Regions from separate parts of the Mus musculus genome. Here region 1 is linked to region 2. Evidence: chromatin contacts called from ENCODE Hi-C or POLR2A ChIA-PET data. All regions are on one chromosome and are shown on one strand. Each heading gives the region's core, a stretch centred on a gene start or an enhancer-like site at or near the end of the contact. The rest is flanking DNA. Distances are from core to core; before and after follow the strand shown.

The links. Hi-C counts contacts between places; a loop is a spot of excess contacts on that map. ChIA-PET counts read pairs that join two places held with the same protein, here RNA polymerase II (POLR2A).
Region 1: POLR2A ChIA-PET joins it to region 2 with 14 read pairs in embryonic stem cell. The contact joins the promoter of Arrb1 here to the promoter of Rps3 in region 2. A Hi-C loop is called at or near these places in 1 of 37 maps with a recorded cell type or tissue (T-helper 2 cell). POLR2A ChIA-PET finds 5 or more read pairs at or near these places in 3 of 5 experiments (Patski and embryonic stem cell).

What each region holds. Positions count from the first base shown.
Region 1 is chr7:99,532,378-99,539,758 of GRCm38, forward strand. Arrb1 (arrestin, beta 1) reads left to right here and starts at 3,109. Exons shown (of 16, transcript NM_177231.2): 1 at 3,109-3,421. The coding sequence starts at 3,402.
Region 2 is chr7:99,479,859-99,486,358 of GRCm38, forward strand. Rps3 (ribosomal protein S3) reads right to left here and starts at 3,851. Exons shown (of 7, transcript NM_012052.2): 1 at 3,734-3,851; 2 at 2,712-2,842; 3 at 2,403-2,496; 4 at 1,839-1,933; 5 at 18-205. The coding sequence starts at 3,763. Snord15a (small nucleolar RNA, C/D box 15A) reads right to left here and starts at 3,074; the gene lies at 2,927-3,074.

The DNA.
Region 1 (7,381 bases), core at 1,859-4,358, 52 kb after region 2:
GGTACGTCTGAGCTCTCAACATCAGGACCCAATACCGTCATCTACAAAGTTCACACACCAGAAATGCTCTGTCTAATCACACACAAAAAATATCTCATAATGTTTGAAAGCACTTTATGTTTTTGTGTTGGGCTACATTTATGAGTATTCTTGGCTGTGTGTAGCCCACGGGTGAAGGTTTTAGACACATTGAGGCCCTAAACCCTCTTCTTAAATTGGCTTCCCATGCCCCTCACTCCTAACTGTGAGACCTGTGTCATCTGACTGCTGCCTGCCTTACCTGCAAGCACTCTTCCTGTTTACCAAGCCAGACACGCCCTCCTGGTTCCTTGCTGGTCCTTTAGCTGGCAGCCCTTCATGTCCCTGGCTTCTTGGTGCAGGTTTCTGCCCAAAGGTCACCTCCTTGAAGAGTCTTATCTCTAAGCACGCCGGTCCCAGCCACTATGTTTCATTTCCTTCATAATACTTATTACTAAAACTAGGTTGTTGACAAGGAGTTCTCATGACCTCTACTGCAGTTTTGCTAATTTTGATTATTGAATGAATACATCAGTGCTTTCCTTAGGCCTGATAGATGTAAGTGTTTTCTTAACGGCCCCCTTTGCCTCCCATTCTAGACCCCTCTCTCCATTGAAAGCTCTGTCCTGCTTGACACCAATCTGTAAATTCCCCAGAACCACAACTGGCACAAGAAACAACTATTAAAAACAACAACAAGAGCCGGGTTGTGGTGGCGCACGCCTTTAATCCCAGCACTTGGGAGGCAGAGGCAGGAGGATTTCTGAGTTTGAGGCCAGCCTGGTCTACAGAGTGAGTTCCAGGACAGCCAGGGCTACACAGAGAAACCCTGTCTCGAAAAAAACAAACCAACCAACCAAACAAACAAAAAAACAAAAAACCAAAACAAAACAAAAAAGAAAAACAACAACAAGAACACCAAAAACCCAGCCAAATTCTGTCTATGTTCTGTGTTTGATTCCTGTTGAGGAAAGCTGGGGAAAAGAGAGGCCAAGATCAAGAGGAGGCTATGGGGGGCTGGGGAGATGGCTCAGTGGTTAAGAGCACCAGCTGCTCTTCCAAAGGTCCTGAGTTCAATTCCCAGGAACCACATGGTGGCTCACAGCTATTTCTAGAGAGTGCAGAAGCCCTCTTCGTGCATGCAGGTGTATATGCAGATAGATCACCCATATACATAAAATAAATAAATCTTTAAAAAAAAAAGAGTCTGTGGATTTGGGTGAGCCATTTAATTTCTCTAAGCACCAGTTTGTTCATTCATTTTAGAAAAGGCAACCAAGCATTTAGCTCATAGAGTTGCAAGTGCCAAGTAGCACCAGGCACACCTCCCACCCCTCATGGGTTTACAGGCTAGAAAGGATGCTCTTGACACCTTGAGCCACGTGTTGACACCCGCCAGCTACCAGTCTGTTCAGTGTCCCTCAGTGTTAGAGCCATGCTTTCCAAAGCTGGTCTAGAAAGAACTACGTGGGGGTGGGGGCGACCTGGAGCCATCTGGGGCATCTTTCTGGACTGTTGGTTTGCTGAGAAGTGATCGACAACATTGTTTGTTTTAGTGACATGACCGCAGATACTTACTAAGTAGGATGGCGAATGTGCTTTGAGCATCGGCACTGGGCACTGTCCTGAGTTCATCGGGCTTGGACGAAGCCCCCGTGGAGAGTACAAGACCAGGCCTCTTGATTTTGAGCTCACAAAGTTTGCTTCCTGCTATCAATAGAGAACCCTACTCTGCTCCTTTCAAGAGCCCCCCACAACGGCCTGCAGAAGGGTCAGGTGGCTTCCTGCTCTGCCCTGGTTGGAGGAAGGGAAGATCCCAGAGGCTAAGAAAGGGCAGGTGAAGTTACAGACCTTAATCCACTTCCTCTTAGCTCTTACCATTGCCCAGATGTGGACCACCCTGCCTGTCCATTAGCCTCTACCCACCCCTCCCCAATCTGGACATAATTATAGTCATTATCCTGGGATATTATTACCAATTCTATAAACAGCACACTCTATGTAAACAGCATAGGTAACTGCTTCTGAACATAATTACAGGAGATGTTTCCAGACCCCGCAATTGCATCAGAGTAAATGATAGCTTCCTTTCCTATCGTTAATACTCCGATATTAGGGACCTATCAGTGCCAATTAGTCAAACTCCAGCAGTGAGGGGCTGAGGACCTTACATTCCTCCCACTGCCTCAAGATCCCTTCTAGGAGAAAATGGATTCAAACCCTTTCCTACCCCTTCTTAGCCTCTGAACTCTACCCTCCCACTGCACACCGGCTACTTCTCCAGGGGTAGGAAACGTAAGGAAAGTCAAGGTTTCCAAGGATACCAAGAAAGCTGCAGACAGTAGACTCTGCTGGACACCGCTGTGTGCAGGTGTCTGCCCGCAAGAACAAGCAGATTCCTTCAACAATTGAACAGGACATCTGCTGGTCTTAGGACCCAGCCAATAGACCTGAAATGGGCTGAGTGGTGTCCAGAGTCATTACAGGCACCTAAGCTAGGCCTGGGTGCTATATCAATGATGCTAGATGCTACAGGCCACCAGCTAGTTGGCTCTCGGTCCCTTCTTTATCTCCTGTTCTCACTGCTTCCTCTTTCTGCCTGCCCCTCCCCTTTCCACTCTCATCTGCTCTCCAGCATTGCAGTCCGCTGCCCGCCCCCACCCCTTCTTCCTGTCCCTGTTGTGTCGTTGGGTGGTATCTCTCCAGAAGGGCGGGGGTGGGGAGGGTGGAGCAAAGGGCGAAGGCCTGGCTAGGCTTTTGGAATCTTTCGCTGTCCTCACACAGGGGCGCCTCTGAGGCTGGGCCTTGAAGTCTGCGGATTTTCCGCTTGCTTCTATCCGCAGACACAAAGGCCAGTCCTGGCGTGCGCGGGAGAGAGCGCTCGCACCCACGACTGTGAGCACACATACACAACTGCACAAAGACGTGCTACCTCTACACACACACACACACACACACACACACACACACACTCTCTCTCTCTCTCTCTCTCTCTCTCTCTCTCTCTCCACACCCCACCTCCCGACAGGCTCGCGCGCACAGCCGTGCACACGCACCAGCACTGGCACGCGCTTGCGTGCACGCGCTCCCGTGGACCAGCCGCGGCCGGCCACGCAGCCCTCACTCTCTGGGCGCGCACACGCAGAGCCGCGCACGGAGGCATACACGCGCGCTCACACCCGCACGCTCCACGCCCCTGGCGGCGGCCTGGGCGCTGTGCTGCTCGAGCGACGGGCGGGGACCCGGGCGGGGGCGGCGGCGGCGACAGCGGAGGAGGCGGAGCGGGGTAGCCGGGAGCGGGCTGGCCCGCGCTTCTCCTGGCGGCCGGGGATTTTCCAGCCTGGACGCTGACGCCGCGGACCTCCCTGCGGCCGCCGCGGACCATGGGCGACAAAGGGACACGGTGAGTGCGGGTGGCCGCCCTGTCCCACGCGCGCGTGGGGACGACCTGGGCGAGGGCACGGGCGGAGGTTCCAGTCAGCGTCACCCGGGATCTGGCACTCTGTTGTCCTCCCAAGTCTCTTGTGTGGTTCTCTGGCCAGAACCATGTGTACCGAGGCACCCAGGGTGGGCCACCCCATTGGGTTCACGGCTCCTGGCCGAGACGAGCTCACACACCCAGCCCTGGTCGATAGACTTCAGGACGCTCTGGGGCAGGCTGACACACAACACACAAGCTCATAAACACATGAGCACCCTTCTGCAGGCACACACTGACAGTCGTTGCCACACTTCGCATTTGTGACACGACGACGTCACATACGGTCTCTCACGCACACACCAGTCTGTCAACACATTCTTGCTGTCAGTCCTGTTAGCATACACAGGTCCCACTCGAACACGCACCAGCTCTAACAACACCCTCGTGTTGCTACACACATGCGGGCATACACCGACATACGTAGCCTGGCACTTGGGTGCTGCAAAGCACGGTCTAAGCTAGTACGTGCAGTCTGTCAACCCTCTCTGACGTGACACGATGTGGCCACAGGTCTTAGTGACACATCAAGGCTAACCACACACATGCAAGGCATAAAATGCCTGCAGGGACTGACATCCTCAGAGCAGTGGATACACTCACTTCTGACTCCTCATAGCAGGGCCGGGAACACAGGTCACAGAGTGGAAGGCTCTGAGACCTGGAAGGCAGGTCCCCATTCACATGGCTTTCTTCCCCTCTGTCCTCCAAAGCACATAGCTAGGGGCTCCATGTAGCTGAGGGAGGGTGACGGGAACTGTTTTGTAGAGCTTGCCTTGAGAGGAAAGGTTAGGCCCTCGAAATGGAAACTAGGTCAAAGTAGGAGGGCTAGGGAGGGGCAGGGAAGCTCGTGGGGTCAACCCTTATGACCAGACTGGTTCACCTTCCTGGCCCTTGAGAGTCTCCTTGCCATCTTCTCTGGCCCCTCCTCTAGCCTCCCTGCACCTGCCGTTTACCATTGCTTTCCTTATTACTCTTCTGTTTGTGTCCTTCCCTCTGCCTTTACCTCCTTTCTTCTGATATTAATTTATTTATTAAGCCCCTGTTGTATACTAGGCATAGCCTAGGGCATAAGAGATGATCAGAAAGGAAGCATCCCTGCAGTCACATGTTGGGACCCTTAAACAAAATGACTCATTGCCCACTGACAGCTGAGCCTCAGCAGTGAGTGAAAGCAGCTACAGAGGTTATTCCCATTTCCCAGGAGCAGAAACTGAGGCATAGTGGTAGCTCAGATACCTCATGTTTAGAAACTGCCTCCCACCAGCCTTCCTACTGATGGCCCTTCCTGGAGGTTAATTTTCCTATTCTTGTTTCCCAAAGAGGAACCAAAGGGTGAGAAAGGTCACTTGCCTTGCTGAAGGTCAGGAGGGGGCAGAGGCCAGGGTCCACTGTGTCTGTGGCTCTCCTTGGAGCTGCACTGTGTGCACCCTGGGTGTAAGGACTAGCAAGGGACCCACTTGGTGCAGAGACACAGTTTTGGGAGACTGCAGAGAGCTATGAGGTGTTTGCATTAACCTTGAGGGCCACCGTAACTGGTTGGTCAACACTGTGACCTAGGCCTCAGTCATTGGAGGAAGGATGCTAGGATGCGGCTCTCTTCAGCCACACCTGTCCCCCTCCCCACTTAGAGACCCTCTGGCGCTGCAAGGTCGAGCTTTGCTCCCTGCAGAGCACAGCAGGGAGTCAGCAGCCACTGGATTCTTCTTTGTTCTCCAGTGCTGCTGGTGACCGGGGTGACTCAGCCTTGCTGGGCCTCTCTGTAACTAGGGGAGAAGTGTCACAGCTCCCTGATACCTTGAATTGTCATAGGATGAGGACCTTGTGAGCCTCCAGACACCTGTTGGAGAGTCTGTCTGAGGCCAGAGCTTTGTCCTTGACTCCCCCTGCTGTGCTCCTAACTCAAGGGCAGACCCAGTGTTCCCACCTGTACACTGAAGCAATCAGAACTTTGGGTTTCAATGCTCCCCAAAGCTTACTGAGTTCACTGGACATAGGAGTAGGTAGGAGCTGCCTATGCCAGGAAATACAGACTAGCTACATAACCCCCACCTGTCCATCTTTGCCTCCCCTCCCTGGGCTCCATGAATTCTGCCTTTCTCTTTCTAGATCTATCTGGATATGAAAGGTAAGCTCGAGAAGAGAGTTTCTTCATTGTGTTCCATTAGCCATAAGATTTTTGCTTTGTGAATTGGAAGGGACATTGCAAATACTGACTAAAATACTCTTAGGCTCTGGAGTCATCACCTGTATCCCTGTCGGTTGGAGGAAGTGGTAATAAACATTAATCAAAACTGTCACTGCAGTTCACTTGCAGAAACACCTGGGTTGAGAGGAGTCCCAGGGTGGAGTAGGCGAGCACCAAGGTGGAACCCTAACAGGGATCCCACAGGGAGCATAGGCCATTGGAGAGTGGCTTCTCTGTACCCTGGATAAGGAGTTCCCAGAGCCAAATCCCCAGACTATACATCCCCCAGGTGATTGTGATGCAGGACACAAACGCTGTGGGAGGTGGAGGAGGAATTCGCACCACCACTCTGGGCTGTTTGTGGACCAAAACTGTCCTGGGTTGTCCAAGCCGCTAGGATTGACCTAGAAGCTTGAGGAGGCTGAGAAGTGGAACTGGAGCGCCCAGGGCCTGGAGGTGTGAAGGGGAACACAGGCCAGTCATCCCCAGCCTCTGGAATGTCTGGCTAAGCAACAGGATTTTTCTCCCACTGCCAGGGTCAGCTGGAAGGAGAGGGTGGAGCAATTCAGGGACAAGAACAAGTCCTTCTCTCCGCCAGGTGCATAAGGCAGTGGCCAGGAGACGGGAGGAGCAGGCCTTCAGGCTGAGACACTCTAGGAAGGAGCCTCAGAACCAAGGCTGCAGGGAGGATGGGGCTGATCAATAAACAGCATATGAACAAGGAAGGGGGGGTCAGCAAGCTAAATGGTTAAATGCACCTTTGCTGCCTGTCTGGGGTTAGAGTCACGTTCACAGGGGCTGGGAGATGACTCCAGTAAATGCTCATTGCTTAAGCATGAGGTCTTGAATTAGCATCTCCAGACTCCACATAAAAGCTGGGCATAGTGGGCTTGAACCCTAGTTCTGGGGATGGGGATAGGGGAGTCAGGAGGGAAAGAGATGTGGAGACAGGAATGTTGCCAGAGCTCTCTGGCCAGCCAGTCTAGCACTAACAGTATATCTCAAAACATAGGATGGAGAGCGTCTGAGGACAATAGCTGATAGTAACTTTTGGCCTTTATATATACACACACATACATGTGCATGCACATAAGCACACATACAAGAAGTATATGCACTAGCCTCACTGAATTCTTTCCATAATTTAGTAACAGGAATTGCTGTTCCCATTTTAAAGGTGTGGAAAGAGGAAGCGTGTTCACCACCAGTTAGCATCTGAACAGAGGTTCCTCTGTCCACCAAGGCCTCTCTGTTGCTGTATAAGTCTACCCAGAGGGAAAGGGGCTTGTCCTATTCACAGCTGACCTTTCAACTGCCCCCAGCTGGTCCACCAACTCTAAAAGTGACCAGAAAGGTCATCTTGAAACAACAGGAGGGATGGCGTGGAATTTCCTTTGCAGCAGACGTTGATGGACTCCCCACCCCCGCCCCCATAGAACCCTCTTCCCCACAACCCCATCCCAGGGAGGGAGGGAGGGAGGGTGCTGTAATGGGGCAATCACTGGCTCTCTGTGAACCTTGGCTGTCTGTCTTGAAGTGGTTAAGCCTTGGGTGAACCATCTTGGCTAGAACATGGGGAAGTCCTGTGGCTTTGGCAGGGTTGCTCCTGGTTTGCTGCTGGGCGTGGCTGTGAGCCTGGCCCGGTGTCCCTGAATCCCAGCTGGCTGCTGGGCTGCAGACTCCTTGAATGGCTTGTT
Region 2 (6,500 bases), core at 2,601-5,100:
GGGACTCAGCTACTTACCCTGTCTGAGGAGCACATGGCGCACAGCTGTGTCGACATAGTAGTTAACAGGGTCTCCACTGTGAATCATCAGACCATCCACAAACTTCATGGACTTGGCCCTCTGTCCTCGGAGCTTCCCAGACACCACAACCTCGCAGCCCTTGGCCCCACTCTCCATAATGAACCGAAGCACACCATAGCAGGCCCTTTGGAAGACAAGATTCATCTGGTATTACCAAAGACACAACCTGCCTATTTGGTTTTCACATTAACAACTCTCCAATGGTAGACAGAAGAAACAACCAGTTATACCAGAACAGCCATTCACTGACCAAATGCTTTCCAGCCTTGGCCTGCATACTAGAATCACCTCTAGAAAATTTTATACCCCCATGCCCAGGTCCTTCTCTAAGCCAGTTATCTGGGCTGGCCAAACTCAAAGAGAGGCATGTTTTTACATCTCTTACTAGTTAAACTATTACCATGCAGCATGCACATGACGTGACTGCATGGAGGCCAGGAGACAACTAGAGTCAGTTTCCTTCCTTTAGACACCAAACCCAGGCTGTCAGGCTCAACTTTGTCTGGTGGCCAAGGACCTTTGCTGTCAGGACAAGGTTGCAGAAGATCCACCACACTGTCTTGAGAGCTATGGATTAAAGGTGTGCAATACCACAAGCCACACCTGGCAGGAATATGCATTTTTTGAGAAGTACACAAAACTCTCGTAAGTGCAGGCCATGGGAGGCCCCTCCACCTCCAGAATCCACCCCACCAGGAAACCTAAGCATTAATAGCACCAAAAAACCCTTTTGCCTATACAACACTAGAAAGCTAGGAGTGGTGGCCCACACCTTTAATCCCAGCACTAGGGAGGCAGAGGAAGGAGGATCTGAGTTCGAGGCCAGCCTGGCCTAAGGTCACAGAGAAACAAAATCCGGTTAAAGCCAGGTGTAGTGGCACACACCTTAATTTCAGCAAGCAACCTGACTTGGAGGTCAGCTAGGCTATACAGTGAGACCCTGACTCTCAACAAAGAACCAAATTGGCCTTCTCAACATCTAATCCTTATAACAAAGGCAAGGTTGTACAACTCCTGAAACAATGTCAGGCCCCTTACCTGATCGTTACATCACTTCTCAGTGCCATAAAATTTACAGGAAACGTTGGGTTTTTGAGAGGGCCTCCCCTGAGACTAGCCTCTGTTTTGAGGCTAAGGCTGGCTTTGGAGCTTTGCATTGCTGATTTTCTACCTCCAGTGCGAAGATTGGGGGGTAGGCATTATGAACCCTGGCCAATTGCTAGTGTAAATGTCTTTCCCTTTAGAACTGCTATCTCTATATCCACACAGTGAATGCATTAGTTAGTAGAGCTGCATGACTTCTAGCTTGTTTTGAAACCTGCACTGCCAAAGCTACAACTCCCAACCAGATACTCCTCCCAGGTACAGTAACAGGCAGGATGCTTTCCTGCTCACCTATCAAGGGTCCTTGCTAAACCTCACAAAGCGGATGCCCCTCCCTGTTATGATTCTATCTACTCGTTTCATTCTCAACATACCCACAGCATTCCCTCGTCAGAGCACTGACCATTTTTTCGGGGCTCATCCCACAGCCCAGGCTGGTCCTCCCAGTGCTGGCATACAGGCATGTGTCACCAACAATAGGTCCTTCATCCACCAGCCTACTACTAGCCTAGTTAGCCTAACTAGGTTCAGTGGGGGGATGGGCTACACCACCAGAGACTAGATGATTCTGTCAATCAAGTTATTTGCTAACAAAAATGCTAGCACACACTAATCCACAGGAGGGCATGACCATCAAGTCTCAGGACACTCACCTTCGAACCGCAAGCCCTCCAAGGAGTTTGTAGCGTAGAGACTCTGCCTGGGCAATGGCACACAGACCTCTTGTGGCCACTTTCTCTGCATAAAGCTTTAAAGAAAGCAAAGTACATTCCTGTCACTCACCCATCTTCAATTAAGCCATTGTAATATCCCTTAGATACTCAAGTACCACGACTACCCACACAAGGCAGCGATGAAGGCTGAATCGCCCTTCTACTCTGGTTCCTCACAACCACACTAAGGATAGCCAGTCACCCATGCATTATTTCTACATTCGACCACCAGAATATCATACTGTTTGTGGTTTAAGACAGGGTCTCACTACAGCAGCCCTGACTAGCTCTGCCCCGCCGTCATCCTGCCTTCTGCGTGCCAGGACAAGAATATGGGCCCCCGCCATGCATGGCAATCGCTCTGCTTTTAAGGAAATTTTGGCAGAGCATCAAGTACCTGTGACTGTCACTGGCCATGTCAGGTTTTCAGAAGTACAATTCTATAGCAGAAGCCACATCCCAACTCAGTCTAAAACCCCCGGGAGATAAAGCAGAGGAACTCACCTCTACGCTGCCTTCAGGGAAGCCAAAGCGCTTCTGGACAACTGCGGTCAACTCTCTGATCCGACGACCCTTCTCCCCAAGAACATTCTGTGTCCTGTAGAGGGGAAGCGCAACCATTTACTCAAGATCCCACCTGCCGCCCACCACAACGCCAGCACACACGTTAAATGGAAGGTAAGTTCTTCCCAAATGCAGTTCTAACAAAGCAGTTACACCCACTGAGGCCAGATTTACTGCTTGGTTGGCCCAAGTTTACACAGCATCTCAGTACACACAGTATTTACAGGTGACAATCAATGGTATTTCTACCTGGTGGCTAAAATAATGATTTCTGTCCTGGTTGGTGTAACTCGGACTTCAACTCCAGAGTAGCCATCTTCAGCCAGCTCCCGAGTGAGAAATTCATTCAGCTCAGCTTTGAAGATGCCATCAGCTACAAACTGAACCAAAGGAAACAAGTTACCTCTGAGGTGAAGACAGGGTTAGTCAGAGCAAGCCCAATGGCCCTACAGAAAAGCAGCAACCCTTCTCAGACAAATGCCTCTTGGTCATCTTTAGGAAGTTTCTTTTGACCACAGTGCTTTCAGCTGTGCCACAGAACGCAGCATAGTGAGGCATCTTGGACAAAGACAACACTTCCTACTCAGACTCGTCATCACCTCTTCATCGAAGGGCTCTACGGCATAATCTACACCCAAGAGACAAAGAAAAATCTGTCTCCAAGTAGCACATGTACAGCTGGGACTGTAAGTTGTACCTCGGATAGGAGAGGAATCCTGACTCAAAACAGGTTTATCATCTGTGTGCATAAGCACAAACGACAGACCATCTATTTCTAAACCTGGCAACCTGCACACTTTTCCCCCATGAAATGATAACCACAGGGACGCTGCAGCTCCGGGTCCCGAGTGAACACGGCAGCAGTCAGTAAGTAGGCTTTCAACTATGGCCACTTGCAGGATCACGCGACTAAGAGAAGGGACTGCTAAACTTCACTTACTAAAGAAACTGGACTAGATCTGATGGCACACGCCCTCTAACTGTGCCACAGGATTACTATTATGGAGACCAAGAAACGCTCAAAGGTGTCTAGTCCGGAACTGGAGGCGCCCGGTGTTCGAGTCGGTCCAGAACTCGAGGAGTTTGTCCCTCCCTTGCCCAGGCACACAGCACTCGCCCGGCTCCGGCCCAATACACAATCTACGGCCATCCGAGGCTCGAAGAGACGGCAGGCGGCCCCAGACGCTCCACAGGACTGATCACGGAGCCACAGGCCTCCCTGGCACTTGTAGAACCCGCGGCGGACTCCCGAACCGGGCCCAGACGCTTACCTTCCTCTTCTTGGAAATCTGCACCGCCATCTTGCAGCCGCGCGCCGCTGAAAGGAAAGGAAGTGGCTCGCGGGCGGAAGTAGGTATATAGGGCGGGAGCAATGACGCCGCGCAGCGCGGCGACCCTTGCAAGTGTTCATGGGAAATGAAGTTTTGCATGGGAAATGAAGTTTTGCGTCTAAAACGGCGTAGGGGGGGTGTAACCTAGCAACCTGTAATGTAGGCGGAACAGGAAGTAGACATCTAGTTCCGGTCTGAAAGTGCTCTGTACTCAGCAAGCTTGGGGTTCCAGCACTAACGAAGTAGAGGGTCACAAGTTTAAGGTCATCATTGACTACATAGCGAATTCGAGGCCAGCTTGGCCTTTATGAGTTTCTGACTCAAAAGTAAAAACGTAAATAAATAAAAAATTTGAAAAGAGCAACCTTCAGACTAGAGGTGCAAACCACAGGCATAAGCACACACTAACAGATTTTACCACCTTCACGTTCACGCTAATGAAAACTTTCATTGAAATGTATTTAGAGGACCAGCTGGATGGCTCAGTAAGTTACAGAGTGAGTGGGACAGTAGAAAACCATGGCTGCGTATACATATATGCAAGCATAAAACACATGCGTGCGCACATGCACACAGATTTAATATTATTACAAAGGTAAACCCTGATCCATGAGATGGGCTTATTTGTAGGATTTCTGGTAGTGAGCACCTCCACTAGAACCTGTGGGAAAAAAAAATTTTATTTTTTGGTTGTTTTGTTTTGTTTTGTTTTTCCGAGACAGGAACTTTTTTGACTCGCAGCAGGGTGGAATACCAGCAGCAGGGGCTTGTCAAAATAATAAAGCACCAGGGCTTCGGGGACAGACTGTTGAATAGTATAAATCTAGGCCATAGGACCTTCCCTTCACACAGACCCTGATGTCCACACAAGCAAAAGTTCATTGCCCAGAGGCAGAACCTGCTGATATAACTTGTACTGCAGTGTGTGGCTCACTTCACACTGGAAACACGGGAGTCTGTTTCACCCTGTATTAATCCCACGGAACAAAAGTAAAAACTATTACTTAAACTCTTTTAGACAAATTAAGCAAGTTTTATTTTCTATCAGACAGGGCTATCTCCCTAAAGTGGAGTTTTAAAGAATAGCATCAAACATAGAAGTGGAATTTATATAACTCAAAATTTCTAAGACTAGGTGGTTTCCAAGGGAAGAGAGATTTCCAGGGGAATGTTGGCTACACAGGAACTTGGCAGAACATCTTATCAGGGTGGAAGTCAGGGTATAATGGAGTATGGAACATGTCAAATTCCAGAAAATGGGTTGACGACAGGATCAAACCCAAGTGTTACAGAAAACAGGAATGAACTTATTTTGACCTTGTAACAAGATGGCTTCTAATCATGGGACAGAGTCAGACTGGTCTGTCACCTGATGAAGCTGTTTCTCCATTTCTAGTGCACCACAGCCATGGCTGCCTTCTTATAACTATCTCCTTGTATCTGAAGACCTGTGCCAGCTACCCTGATGGCCGTGCTCAGAAAATTCAATGATGCCTCTCACACTAAAATCATGACTCAGGGCTGGAGAGATGGCTCAGTGGTTAGAAACACTGGCTTGCCTACCAGAAGACCCATGTTCAACTCCCAGTCCTACATGGCAGCTTACAACTGTGACTCCAGTTTCAGGTGCTCTGATACCCTTACACAGATATGCATGCAAGCAAAACACCAGCACGCATGAAATAAAAGTAAATACCTTTTTAAAAATGACTCTGCTGTTTATACTCAGGATGTCAATACTGATGGAGGGCACCTGACCTTGAGTGCTGAAGTCACAGCGGCCAGTCTCTGCCCTAGGTAAATTCCAGGGGTTCACAGTCTTATACACTTTCTCTCTTTCTTTCTTTCTTTCTTTCTTTCTTTCTTTCTTTCTTTCTTTCTTTCTTTTTTCTTTTCTTTTCTTTTTTTTTTTTTTTGAGACAGGGTTTCTCTCTGTAGCCCTGGCTGTCCTGAAACTCACTCTGTAGACCAGGCTGGCCTTGAACTCAGAAATCTGCCTGTCTCTGCCTCCCGAATGCTGGGATTAAAGGCGTGCACCACCACGCCTGGCTTCTACCTTAATTTTTGAAGTAGGGCCTCTTACTGAACCCGGGACTCTCCATTCCAGTTAGGCCTGCTGGCCATCAAGCTCCTAAAATCTTCCTGTCTCCACCTCCAAGGCTGAGGTAACTAACAGGCTTGTGTGACCATTACCCCACTTTACATGAGGGCTCCATGTATTTGAGCAGGACACTATAGTGGCAGGAGAATGTGAGAGGCAAAGTGAAGCAGGAACCTCTGAACTGAGCAAGGTGGCTCATGCCTGTAAGCTTGAAGTAGAATAAGGTAGGAAAACAGTTATTAGCTATTTGTCTAGAGACTCACTTAGTGACTTACTCAAAGCACTGCTTGTACTGCCTGTCTAGCAAGCATGACGTCATTTGCTACCTGGAATAAAATGATGTGGAGAAATCGCTGGGCCAATGGGTTACTGTGCTTAACTTGCTAACTGTCAAGTATGCTTCTGTGGAATCCTGCTTGCATTCCTGCCCCACCTTGTGTTTTAGGGTATAAAATGAGAATGCAAAGTAGACCAGGGAATCAAAGCTTTTCAGGGTCTCTCCTGGCTTCTGTCTATCTGGTGGCATCTCTCTTCCACTCTCGTTGGTATCAGAGGGCTTATTCCAGAACAATTCCCACAATAATCTAACATTTGGGAGGTGGAGCC